2 separate regions of the Homo sapiens genome follow, and region 2 is linked to region 1. The links are chromatin contacts, found by Hi-C in ENCODE. All regions are on one chromosome and are shown on one strand. The core of a region is the stretch at or near the end of the contact, and the rest is flanking DNA. Distances in the headings are between cores, read along the strand shown. Region 1 holds the start of TMEM39A (transmembrane protein 39A). Region 2 holds the start of WDR5B-DT (WDR5B divergent transcript).

Evidence for each region. Hi-C counts contacts between places; a loop is a spot of excess contacts on that map. Pooled maps may share reads with other maps.
Region 2: a loop to region 1 is called in a pooled map, with 17 times the contacts of the local background. The contact joins the promoter of WDR5B-DT here to the promoter of TMEM39A in region 1. A Hi-C loop is called at or near these places in 8 of 50 pooled maps.

What each region holds. Positions count from the first base shown.
Region 1 is chr3:119,462,224-119,464,923 of GRCh38, forward strand. It overlaps TMEM39A (transmembrane protein 39A), which reads right to left and starts at 1,392. Exons shown (of 9, transcript NM_018266.3): 1 at 1,113-1,392. RefSeq lists enhancers at 1,063-1,552, 1,583-1,642.
Region 2 is chr3:122,414,817-122,417,516 of GRCh38, forward strand. WDR5B-DT (WDR5B divergent transcript) reads left to right here and starts at 1,390. Exons shown (of 3, transcript NR_125405.1): 1 at 1,390-1,434. It overlaps WDR5B (WD repeat domain 5B), which reads right to left and starts at 1,246. Exons shown (of 1, transcript NM_019069.4): 1 at 1-1,246. The coding sequence starts at 712. RefSeq lists enhancers at 791-990, 1,226-2,043, 1,261-1,500, 1,531-1,580, 1,741-1,940 and 1 more.

The DNA of each region.
Region 1 (2,700 bases), core at 142-2,641:
GTAAGCAGGCCTTACAAAATAAGATTTTCAAACGAATGTTCCCAGTGTCTACTACTTACGTTATTCGAATTAAAGGACTACTCAGACTCTAATGGGTCAAAAGCCTAAGTTCTGATCTAAGCTCTGTTCAGCTTTAGGCAAGTGATGATTTGTGTCTTTTGTCAACTGATTTGTATCATCTGTAAGATATTATAATCAAATAGAAGTTTACAAGAAACATCACACCTTATACATTTCCAGCTCAATGTTTCACACTTAAACTACTTGAAATATAGAAGAATTGGCACTTTATAAAACATTAGGTTTTGTTATCAAGGGATATGGCTTGTGAGCTCAGATGGTCACATATTATCTGACCTTATCCGGATAAGTTAACTTCTGAGTGTGTTCTTCTGAGTGTGTTTCTTCAAGGGGGGGGGGCGGGGGGGGGGAGTGTCCCCTGTTCTGCAGAGGTTGTCAGGACTGAGGAAGTGGAATGAAAGGGTACCAGTAGTTCTTTTAACAGTTTAAAAGTAAAACTGTTCGAGTGGTATCTCTATATGTTAGGGTTAAAATATTGAAAGAAACTCTTCAAGGGGATGCCCGCTCCAGAAAAGCTGGTGTAAAATCATACAGAAATTACTGAAACTGCAAGATTAAGAAGCAAGTAAAAGATAAAGATCCTCACTGGAAAAAAAAAAAAAAGCTCTTTTCATCATTCTACGGCAAAAATCATGATTCTGTCAACATGGATACCAATGTTTCCTAAACAATACAACTAAAACCCAAGGATGACACTGGAAAAAACCCGTGTTTTCAAATGCTCCCTATTCCTAACAGCCTTCGGCTGTAAACTAACCCCAAGTCAAACAAAGCATTCAAACCGCTGGATGCAGGGGCTGCTGGTCCTTGCTCCATTAACAAGCAAAGGGAAAGAAAAGTGCAGGGAAAAAACTGGGACGGAAGAGGTGAGAGTATGCGGTGTGGTGGACTGCAGGAGACCACAAACTTCAACAGACTGGTCCCTAAGAGAAGTCGGCAGAAAGGTAGACAAAGCAGTCTCCGCCGCACACCCAAGAGGGCCGAGGCAGGTCCAGGACAGCCGGACCTTGGGGCAGCTCAGTAATACTCACGCATGGAAGAGTCCCAGCCGGTGGGGCGGGGTCCCTAGAAAGCGGCGACAACTTTACAGACTGGACCCCAGGTAAGGGAACTCCCTCCCAGCGTTGGAACGCTGCAAACCAGCTGCTTGGACGCAGGCAGCCCCCGCCTAGAGAATCAAGAAAAGGTGTCCAGGCTTCGGGCTGCCAGACTCAGACCCAGACTCCGACGCAGTTCCAGTGCCAGAGCTAAAGCTAGAGCCAGAGCCTGATACTTCAGCACCCATCCCTAGCCTCCATTACCGCGGAGCTGAGCAGACGTGGCAGCGCACGGCGATGACGTCAGCTACGCGACCGCGGTCTGCCCCAGCCGCGAGTGCGTCCCCGGAATCAGCCGGCACGACAACCCCTACCATTTGCACCTGCGCAGTGGGGCGCGCCTTCTCCTCTTAACTCGCGGTCCCGCCCCTTCCGGCCAGTGTTGGCCAAAGCATTTCCTCTTTCGGCCTCAGTCAGCTAGCGGCTGCTAGGTGCGGGCACCATGCTACTGATCCTTCTTGCTGTCTCTTGGACTCCATGTAGTAACCATGTACAAGTTATCACCGCCATTTTACAGATGAGTGTAGATTAGGAGGTGTCACCTAGGGTCACGTTACTGCTAAGTGAGGGAGCCCAAGTCATGAAGTCATGCGTCAGCATCCAACCCTGCGCTTATTGTTTGCTAAGAACTAGACAGATGCTGTGGTTACAAAGCGAATACCACAAAAGCTCAGAGTCTAGTGGAAGAGAGGCGACACTAAGAAAATACAGTAATTACCATTTGTTACAATATTAAAAGTGTGTCCAAGGTCCAGAGATAGCATGTAACACTAACGAATTCTGTGGGATGGTGGTGATGTCAATACCAAGAAAAGCTTTGCAGAGAGCTTGGGGTTTCAGCCAAGACTCCACAAAGGCATAGGGGCTTTGTGGGAGAATGGCAGTCCTCCTGGAGAAGTGGCAGATAAAAAGGTAAAGATCTGTGAGCAACGTCATCTTGAGTTCAGGAATTGACAATAGTTTGGTATTAGAAGAAGATAAGAGTGTCAAAAGGAGCATTTGTGTAATCTTTCACTCCAGAGATTTTAATCTCCTTAATAGAAAGTTGTTTGTATTGATTGAATGATTAACCTTTATTAAGAATTTTGTTGTGTCAGGCACTGGATTAGTAGCTTTACACATTTCATTTAAATCTCACATTTTGATAGCTTCTACTATGGTTATTATTTTACAGAAGAAACTGAAGTTAAGAGAAGTTAAGTAGCTTGTTGAAAATAGCCTGCCTGGCCAGGCAGGGTGGCTCATGACTGTAATTCCAACACTGGGAGGCCAAGGCAGGAGGATCACTTGAGCCCAAGAGTTTGAGACCACCCTGAGCAATATAGTGGAACCTTGTCTCTATGAAAAAAGTAAAAAAATAAATCGGGCATGGTGGCTCACACCTGTAGTCCCAGCTACTTGGGAGGCTGAGGTGGGAGGATCACTTGAGCCCTGGAGGTCAAGTTTGCAGTGAGCCGAGATTGTGCCACTGCACTCCAGCCTGGGCAACAGAGAGAGACCCTGTCTCAAAAATAATAATAAT
Region 2 (2,700 bases), core at 140-2,639, 3.0 Mb after region 1:
CCCATAGTTTAAGAGTGTTGTCCAAAGTTGCAGTGAGAATGTATTTACCATTTGGAGAAAATTTTACAAAAGAGACAGGAGGGTTATCGTCATCAACGAGCGTTTTTAAACACTGACCTGATGCAGCATCCCAGATTCTACAGAGGCCATCATAGCTACCTGACACTATCAAGGACCCACTACAATTAAAATGAACAGCAGAAACTGGGTCAGAATGAGCAGACAAAGTCTTGAGACACTTTCCTGTTTTCACCTCCCATATTTTTACAGTCTCATCAAAAGATCCCGAGATTATAAGGTTGGATGGCGGATTGAAGTTACAACAAAAGACATAATTACTGTGCCCCTTCAGTGTTTTCAAACATTTTCCAGATCTCACATCCCATAATTTTAGAGTTTTATCATCTGAGGCAGAAACAAGACGACTGGAATCTGATGACCAGGCAACATCCGATATTTCCAAATTATGACCATAGAGTGTTTTCTCATATTTTCCATCATATGCTCCCCAAATTATGATTAGCCTATCAGCAGAAGAACTTGCTAGCCATTCTCCATTAGGACTAAACTTAACTGATGACACTGCTTCCGTGTGTCCCACAAGAGTACATTTGAGAGCATAGTTTGGGTTTTCAGGCACTTCCTTGCTCTGATTGGCCGATGAGGAGAGGGCCAACTGTGCTTTGGCGTCTCTTGACTCCTTGGTTGCCATGGCTCTGAAGCTCCAAGTTAGCAGGTGTACTAGGCGTTCAGCCCTGAACCAGGCAGTCCAGTACTTTGGCTTTCTGCCCAGCAAAATGAAGATAAACGCACAGGATTTTAAAATGTACAGTTTTGAAAGCTTAAAGTTTCTGGACAGTCTTTAAACTGTGAGACGGAATCAGCAGCACGGCTTGGACTTCAAGTTTTCATCTTTTTGTTAAGTACTTGAGAAATACTGTTAGAAGGATCCTGTGCGCTGTCAGCAAGTAGGACACAAATGTTCGGCATTCCGTTAATACATAAAGCCTTCAAAGCAGGGGCGACGCGAGGGGCACTCTCTACAGAAAGTATTCTTTCACCGCCGCCCCCCTCCCCAGGTCGAAATGTTTCGGAATGCTGAGCAGCCCTACCAGTCAGGCTAGGTACTTGAAGATGAATGAACCGCCGCTTTTAGCGGATTTCAGAAGCTAAAAGCCTACGAAGCCACCGAAACTGGAAACTCTGGCCTGTCGGCTACTTTTGCTCGTACCAGCAGGTGTGCACTGCCGCGTCAATCTCCAACAAAGCCGGAAAAGCAGCCTGGCGCATGTGCAAAGGAAGTCCCTCCTACCACTACCGAGCCGAGATGACCAATGGGAGACGGCCATCTGCGCCTGCGCAAAAAAGTCGCCAATGTTCATTTCCGGTCTTTTTCGCCCCGCCCTTCAAATGCGAAAGCGACTGCCTTCTTGGGTGAGTGCATTAGCTGGGTAGGGTCTGTCCCGGACCTAACTGGATAGTGTGGGAAGCAGTGGATCGTTGTTTCAAAAACCATTTCTTTTTGGAAATTGTCACAGAGAAGGACTAGATTTGCGGATGCCTACCTTAGCTGCAGGCTTAGGCCCACACCTGACGCGTAAGCTGCCTAAACGGCAGCTAACGTAGATCCACCCAGACGCCGGAAACGGGGGAAGCTCCTGCTTTGCATGGGTTCCGCTCCCTCCTGTTTGTTGTGGTGTGGAGCCAGGTGGCATGTGTGGCGATGGAGTCACGGGGCGGGTGACAGAATTTATGCCAGATTGTAAAATTCCTGGTTTAAGTTTCCCCTGGAAAAGTTTCGTAAAGGTTAAGAAACGTGTCTGTTGAGGTCCTTTAAAAGCCGGTGCTCTGCTGGGAGTAACGAGCAAACGTTTGTTTTAGCATCTACGGCTTAAGCTTCCATAGAGAAGTCGGTATCTCAAAGTTGCTTGAAACAGAAAAGGACAAAGAGGTTGGTGGAATAGGGTAACGGATAAGGTTACTCTTAAGGAGGTTTTAGAGAGCTTTCCCCAGTTTTAGGAGATGATTAATGGTCATGAAAGTGTGTAAAATATACATGCTATTGAAGTTGCAACGAAAGACATAATTACTGTGCCCCTTTAGTGTTTTCAAACATTTTCCAGATCTCACATCCTATAATTTTAGAGTTTTATCATCTGAGGCAGAAACAAGACGACTGGAATCTGATGACCAGGCAGACTTTTAAACAATAGGTTTACCAAAAAACTGGAAGCCCTACTAGTTTCTCCAACCTGTTGTTGCTCAGTAAAGAGTGCCCGAGGCCGAGCACTCACGCCTGTAATCCCAGCACTTTGGGAGGCCCAGTCGGGCGGGACACTTTAGGTCGGGTGTCCGAGACCAGCCTGACCAACATGGCGCAACCAATACTGCTAAAAATACAAAAATTAGCTGCGCGTGATGGCGCACGCCTGTAGTCCCAGCTACTCAGGAGGCTGAGGTGGGAGAATGGCATGAACCAGGAGGTGGAGGGTGCAGTAAGCTGAGATTCCACCAGTGCACTCCAGCCTGGGCAACAGTGAGACTCCGTCTCAAAAAAAAAAAAAAAAAGAGTGCCCAAGAAAAGCAGAAAAAACGTGGCTTAAAAGATTTTACTGGTGGCTGGTCACGATGCAAATGTCTCATCAGCGTCAAGAATTTAAAAGCACTTGGAAACAATGGGTATCCTATTGTATACTTATT